2 separate regions of the Homo sapiens genome follow, and region 2 is linked to region 1. Evidence: read pairs that join two places in POLR2A ChIA-PET (ENCODE). Cell type or tissue: OCI-LY7. All regions are shown on one strand.

Region 1 (4,000 bases):
TTATTAAGGGGTGGTCAGATAAAGCTCTGAGAAGTCCAGCAGTATTAAAATCTATTAATATGGGGGACTTTTGAAGAAAATATTTTTTAACATCTTTGCACATTGGGAAGATGTTTCAGTTAGAAAATTTTTTTGTTGTTGTTTAATGAGAACTTCAGGACTTGGTTACGAATATTTCTAAAAATCTGTGAAGTCAAAGTAACATTCTGTAGAATACTGTGTATGTATATTTATGCTGTAGATAAACAAAGATATTGTTTGTTTAATGGGTTTTGCTTATGATGAAATTTTACTGATTAAGATTAATCCATGTTTAAAAAAGTATACAAAGAGAAAGGAAATATCATAGTCATTATCTAGGAATAATTTAAGTAGTCTAATATAAATCTGTCCCTAAAAAAGTTGTTGAATGGCAGCTAACTAGATTGAAGTACCCTAACATAACTTATATTTTGAATTGGTTGTTAATAATAATTGGAAAACTAGGCTATGTTTAGTCCTAAGACTATAGGGTTTCCTCTCAACACATTTTAGCTGTATCCCACAAATTGTGGTATGTTACATGTTCATTATCATTTATGCAAAAATGTTTTTCAGATTTTATTTTGGCTTATTCTTTGACCTGTAGGTTTTTTTTTTTTTTTAACAAATGTATTGCTTACTTTTTGAACGTTTGGGGATTTGCTAGTTATCTTTCTGTTACTAATTTCTTAATTTCACTATGATTAGAGAACACACTCTGAATAGTTTCAGACCTTTATTGATACTTATTTTATGGCTCAGCATTTTTATAAATGTTTATGTACCCTTGAAAAGACTATGCATTCTGCTGTTAACTACTGTCTTCTATGTACTTTGTTAAGTTCAAGTTTGTAAATTGTGTTATTGTGTTGTACAAATCTTCTCTATCCTTACTGAATTTTTTTTTTTTTGCCTTTTTTTCTATTCATTACAGAGAGAGGTGTCTTGAGGTTAAGTGTCAAATGTGTCTTACTGTGATTGTGGATTTGTATATTTCTCCTTTTAGTTCTATAAAGAACTAAACTGTATGCTTTATGTATTTTGAAGTCATATTACTAGGCACATACAAACTTATCTTTCTAGTACATTGGCTCTTTATCATTATAACATGTCCCTTTTTATCTCTAGTAACACTTGTCTCTCGCCTCAAAGTCTTCTTAGCTACACCTGCTTTATTTTGGCTGCTGTTTGCTTGCATGGTAAAACTTTCTCTCTCCTTTTTGCTTTTAATGCTCCTGTAGCTTTATATTTGGGGTCTGTTTCTTGTTAAGAATAAACAGATTTTTGTTTGCCTGTTTTTAATTAAATCTGAAATATATTTAGCTCATTAATGGTAAATATAATTATTGATAAATTTGGGTTTATGTCTGTCATTTTATTGTTTTCTGTTTGTCCTACTTGTTCTATATTCTATTTTCTCTCCATTGTTGCCTTCTTTTGGATTAATCAAGTGTTTTAAAAATATTATTTTATTCCTCCCTTTGTTAGCTTGTTAGTTATATATTCTGTTACTGTTCTTTTGGTGGTTACGCTAGATCACCACAAGCTTTCTTGTGGTACATTAGAGTTGCATATTCATTAGGATTTTGAAAAACAACATCTCAGACATTGTTAGGACCCTAGAAAACTTTAATAGCATTTATCACTCTCCTGCTTTTATGTTGTCATTGTCATGCATTTCACGTCTACATTTAAATCCAGAGACTGTTGTTTTGTACAGTTAATATTTACCCTTTCCATTGTTCTTTATTTCCTTTTGTATTTACATGCTTCCATCTGAGATTAATTTTCCTCTGTCTGAAGAACTCCTTTTAGGGAGTTTGGTGGTACTGAATTCTCAGTTTTTGCTTGTTTGAAATTTATTTATTTTCATCTTTGAAGAATATATTAAATGACTGTACAGTTCTACATTATTAGCTGTTATTTTCTTGAAGCACTTTAAAGATCTCAGTTCATTGTCTTCTAGCTTCCATTGTTTCTGTTGCAAAATCAGCCGTCAGACTTACTGTTGCTTCTTGGAAGGTAGTATGACTTTCTTGTTCAGCTGCCTTTCTTTTTGTCATTCTCTTTTTCTTTAAGTTTAAACAGCTTTCAGTGATGCACCTAAGAATGGTTTTGTTTGTACCCTGTTTGGCGTTTCTGGCACCTCTTGAATTTGTAGTATGACTGATCAGCTGTGAAAAAATTTTGACTTTTTAAAAATATTGTTTCTGCCCCATTTTTGTCTCCTTTGCTCTGTGACTCCAATTAAATCTTTATTATACTTTTTATCCCCCATATGTCTCCTGCTCTCTTCTGTTATTTTTATGATTTTTTTCCTCCTCTTATCCGTTCTGGATAGTTTTTACTTGACTGTATTTCAGTTCACTTATTCTGAATTTAACTATGTCCAATCTGCTTTTTAACCCCATCTATTCTTAATTTTAGTTATAGTATTTTTTAGTTTTAGAATTATTTCATCCTCTCTTTTTAAGATAGATTCTAATTATGTGAAAATCTCTTGTCATGTATTTTTTGAGCATATTAATCAAATTGCTTTAAAGTCTGTGTCTGAAAACTTCAATATCTGTATCACCTATAGGCCTATTTCCATCATCTCTTTCCTTTTGATTTTGCATCTTGTTAGGCCAAATAATAATAATAGTTAATATATTTGTATATTAATGTATGTTAATTATATATTCTATTGTATATTATATAAATTATTACATGTGGATAATAACATAATAGTAATAATTATTATTAGGCAATTTTTTGATGGAGTGCCAGACATTATATGCAGAATTTTAGATACAAATTTTGTATCTATAATGATACATTTCCCCAGATAGGATTCACATGTCTTCAGATTCACCCATCTTCTTGCAGGCAGATAGAGATCACTGCAACTGTCAAGGACTGAGCTGACTTGAGGTTGGGTTTTCAGCCTTATAAACCTTGTTCTACCTGTAGTTTGCTTCCAACTTGGTAGCCCCCTAGAGATCTCAATTAAGAGATTGGGTATTTTTAGGGCTTCTCTGGCTTTTTTTCTTTCCAGACCCATGAGAGTTTTAAAAGCTCCTTCTTCCTTTTTAATTGCTTTCTGCTGGCTTTTTAGCCTTTTGCTATGTGCAGTTTAAAAGCTGATAAATCCCTTAAGAGGAAAATCAGTACTGAGTGTCACATTTGTTCTTCTGTGCCTTCTTTCACTAGGGGATCTTGACTCCTCAAGACTTAGCTACCAAGTTTTGTCCCCCTACTCCCATGAAATTGCCAAAAGCTTTGCTGACTTCTCTGCCTCCTAGTGGCTGTCCTTTTTTGGCTTCTTAGCCCCTTGGCCTGTGCCATTAAAGAAATAGGTGACATGTCTTGAAAGGGAAAGCTGCACAGAATGTCAGATACCCTTCAGTGAGTTTCTTGCCACCTCAAGTCTTAGCTACCTCAGAAAGTCTGATATTTTAAGAACTTTCTCCCTATTTAATACAGTTTTTCTAGTTTAAGAGGGAGTGTTGATCTGCTACAGACTATTCCGTCATATTCAAAAGCAGAAATCTTTCTGTGTTTAGTTCTTTTGGAATAGAGTGTTATATCTTGTAGGCCTGTGAGTTTCTCATGGTTATATTAATGTAAAAACGTACGACTTGATCCCCAGAGTTCTTTGGTCTCTTGCTAAGTGTTTTCCTTCATTAACTGCTTATTCTTGCTATCTGATGGGAAAGAATTGTGGAACTTAAATACAGTTGACCCTTGAACAACATGGATTTGAATTTGCAGATCTACTTACACGTGATTTTCTTCTGCTTCTGCCACCTTGAGACAGAAAGGTCGATCCCTTCTCTTTCTCCTTCTCAGCCTACTCAACGTGAAGATGACAACAATGAAGACCTTTGTGATGATCCACTTCCATTTAATGAATAGTAAATATTTTTTCTCTTCCTTATAGTTTTCTTAATAACATTTTCCTTTCTCTAGCTTATTGTAAGAATATAGTATGTCATAC
Region 2 (4,000 bases), 140 kb after region 1:
TGGGTAATTTATGAAGAAAAGAGATTTAATTGACTCACAGGCCCACAGGCTTAACAGGAAGCATGACTGGGAGTCCTCAGTAAACTTACAGTCATGGCAGAAGGTGAAGGGCAAGCAAGCACCTTTTTCACATGATGGCAGGAGAGAGAGTGACAATGAGGGGGGAAATGCCACACATGTTTAAACCATCAGATCTCATGAGAACTCACTATCACAAGAACAGCAAGGGGGAAATTGGCCCCTGTGATCCAATGGTCCCCCACCAAACCCCTCCCCCAATTCAACATGAGATTTGGGCAAGGATGCAAATCCAAACTATATCACCAAGAAAAAAAGTGAAAACATAAATTATCCACATCACAAATGAAAAGAGGGCATCAGTTTAGACCCTACATATATTAAAAGTAAAGTGGGTATGGAAAACTTCATTGACAAGCCGCAACTTGATGAAATTGACAAATACTTTAAAAGACACAGTTTACCAAAACTGACACAAGAAGAAATAGAAAATCTTAAGGAACTCCATATCTACTACAGAGATTGAATTTGTAATAAAAAATTTTCTAACAAAAAAAACTCTAGGCCCATAATAGCAGTAAATTTTATCAACCATTCAAAGAAGGAAGAAAAAAATACAATTTTACATAGACTCTCAGAAATTAGAGGAAGGCAATACTTCTTAAATCCTTTTATAAGCCAGGTTAACTTTGATATAAAATCCCAACAGAAGCTGGGCGTGGTGGCTCACGCTTGTAATCACAGCATTTTGGGAGGCTGAGGGGTGGATCGCCTGAGCCCATGAGTTTGAGACCAGCTTGGGCAACATAGCAAAAACCTGTCTCTACAAAAACATGCAAAAAATTAGCTGGGTGGTGCCATGCCTGTAGTCCCAGCTCCTCTGGAGGCTGAGGTGGGAGGATCACCTGAGTTCAGAGAGGTTGAGGCTGCAGTGAGCTGTGATCATACCACTGCACGCTGAACCTTGGTGACAGAGTGGGATCCTATCTCAGAATAAATTAGAATAAAATAAAATCCCAAGAGAGACGTTACAAGCAAAGAAAATCATGGACCAATATTTTTCATGAACATAAATGTAAAATTCTTAGGAAAATTTTAGTTAATTAGGAATATATTAAAAGGTTAGTGTACTATGACTAAGTGGTGGTTTATTCTAGGAATATATGGCTAGTTTAACATTTGAAAAAAAATTCAGTGTAATTCACCATGTTAACAGAATGAAGGAGGAAAACCATAGATCATCTTAGTAAGTGAAGAAAAGCATCTAAGAAAATTCAGACTCATTCATAATAAAAATTCTTAGCAAACTAGGAATAAAAAGAAACTTCTTGAATCTAAATTCCTAAAGGACACCTGTGAAAAACATACAGCTAGGGCTATTCTTAAACATTTAACCCTTTTCCCTAAGATTGTGACAAGGAAATAATGTATATTATTAGCCCCTCTATTCAACATTCTACCAGAATTACACTAGCTAGTGTAATAAAGAAAAAGCAATAAAAAACATATAGATTGGATAGGAGAAAGTAAATTTGTTTGCATTTGTAGGTAACATGATTATGTACATTCGAAACCCCATGGTGTCTACAAAACAATATACTAGGACAAGTGAATTTAGCAAGATTACAAAAATACAAGGTCAATAGAAAAAAAAAGCAATTATTAGCAATTTTTATACTAGCAGTGAACAATTAGAAAATGAAAAGCATAGTTTATATTAGCATCAGACATATCAAATGGGTAGAATGAGTCTGTTGTAAGAAATTAAAGAAGACCTTGATAAATGGAGAGATATATTTATGGATTGAAACACTAAAAATTGTTTAAAGCTGCCCATTTTCCCCAAATTGGCCTTTATTTTAATGCAGTGTAAGTTTGGTCTTTGTTGTTGTTGTCATTGAGGAAATAGACAAACTACTATAAAATTTACATGGAAATGCAAAGGTTTTAGACTAGCCAAAACAATTTTGAAAAAAGAAAAAATTGGAAGCTTTATGCTATCTGATTTCAGGACTCTGTATAAAGCCACAATAATCAAGACAGTGTGGTACTGGCTTAAGGATAGACAAATGGATCAGTACAACAGAATAGAGTCCAGAAGTAGACCCATACGTATGTGGTCAGTTGTTTTTTGACCAGGGTACCAAGTCCAACGGGGAAAAGAAAGTTTTTAACAAATGATACTGAATAACTGGATATCTCAAACCTTTCTCACTGTTTACTGAAACATTAATTTAAGATTGATTACAGGTCTAAATATAAAATCCAAAAGAATAAGGCTTTGGGAAGAAAACATAGGAGATTATCTTCACAACATTGGGATAGGTAAAGATTTCTTGGACATGAACTAAAGGCAGTAATCATCGAAGAAAAATATGGATAAATTGGACTTCAAAAAAGTTAAAATTTCTGCTCATTAAAGGACTTTTAAAAACATAGACATTGCCAGGTTCAGTGGCTCACACCAGTAATCCCAGCATTTTAGGAGGCCTAGGAGGAAGGATTGCTTGATACCAGGAGTTTGAGACCAGCCTGGGCAACATGTGAGACCTCGTCTCTACCAAAAAAAAAAAAAAGTCAAAAAATGAGGCAGGAGGATTGCTTGAGTCCAAGAGGTTGAGGCTGCAGTGAGCCATGATCACGCCACTGCACTCCCACCTTGGTGACAGAGCGAGACCCTGCCTCAAAAAATAAATAAATAGACAAGCCACATACTAAACAATCTTTGCAGTAGATATATCTGACAGAGGACTGATACCCAGAATGTATAAAGAACTTCTATACATTTTTAAATTTTTCTTTTTATCCCCCCTTTTCATAACTCTTGCTTAGATAAATACCTATGGAATATTTGTACAATTTCTGATCTTCAAAGGACCATTAATCAGGGCTTACAAATGTTGGTATGATTTAATATCTGAAATGTTAAAGGCTGCAAGCATAGATGTGAAATATATCCTGAGGACTTGGTGATACTAACTGCTCAAGTCTTGGGAAGTGCCAAGTAACTCCATTGAGGAGTTTGTCTGCTCTAATTCATTCCTTTAACTGGTCTCTTTTCCTGCATTCTCATTCAAGATAAATACAAATAGTTCTCCAGATTTTTTATTTTGTGCCTATTTGTTAAATTGCTAATGTTGCAATAGTTTTGTCTTACTCTGTTTCTTCATTGTTCAATTACATTGTCTGTTTTAAACTAACTTTAACTGACAGCCTGGAAATCTAAGCAACATTTACAACATTATGTCCATTAAAAAAGGTCTTTGGGTTTTAACAATATAATTATATATAATTGTGGAATCTCAATCTAAGTTGTAATTTAGGAATGGTCTATACATGCTTTTTTTCTCAGATTTTGATTTACACAGCTGAGACATCAGGTATTTTACAGTGGCTTACGTTTATTTTTGAGATGAGAATGCATATATGCTAAAAATTCAGTAACGGGACCCAGGGCACCAATCTGTTCATATGTGTTAGATTCAAATGACAGTTTTCTTTTTTATTTTGTTGTGCTGTTGTTCCTTAATAAGTACATACTTTAATACATTTTTAAAATAAAATAATTCCAGGACATGGCCCAGTATTTTAGAAAATGATAATAGCCTAGTAGAAAAGTCATTATATTCTGTAATCTGAATGTGTTCTTCTTGCCACTATTTGGTGAATAGACCTATGTCACACATATGCAGAAATACGTAGTTGCTGATAAATGGTCAAAGTTATAGAAGGCTATTTTCCTTCAGTGCACTTAGCCAGCTAATTTGCTGCTTCTTTTTTTTTTTTTTTTTTTTTAAACAGTTTCAGCTCCTGGCATCAGCTCTATTCAAATCTGGTTCAGATTTTACAGCTCTGGGTAAGTATTGCAGTATAATTTATCCAGCTAGATGCCCTAGCATTTGGAAGGTTGGATTTTGGTTTCTTTTACGTGAAACATCAGGTGAGATGTTTCAGTCAAATAGATGAGCAAATGAAGTTTCAA

What was found. Peaks named below come from ENCODE experiments on the same cell type or tissue, not always from the same donor. Only the 100,000 strongest peaks of a DNase experiment are listed, where the experiment ranks them.
Region 2: POLR2A ChIA-PET joins it to region 1 with 5 read pairs; 2 of 35 experiments call an interaction of 5 or more read pairs at or near these places.

What each region holds. Positions count from the first base shown.
Region 1 is chr7:131,335,067-131,339,066 of GRCh38, forward strand. All of the region lies in intron 1 of MKLN1 (muskelin 1), which reads left to right. Among named protein-coding and RNA genes, the nearest start is that of MKLN1, 9.2 kb to the left of the region's middle. In OCI-LY7, a CTCF peak has its summit at 3,290 (motif pointing left); a DNase peak (open chromatin) is centred at 2,015.
Region 2 is chr7:131,474,804-131,478,803 of GRCh38, forward strand. MKLN1 (muskelin 1) reads left to right here. Exons shown (of 18, transcript NM_013255.5): 17 at 3,820-3,874. Among named protein-coding and RNA genes, the nearest start is that of PODXL, 80 kb to the right of the region's middle. In OCI-LY7, no CTCF peak of the experiment used is centred here; no DNase peak of the experiment used is centred here.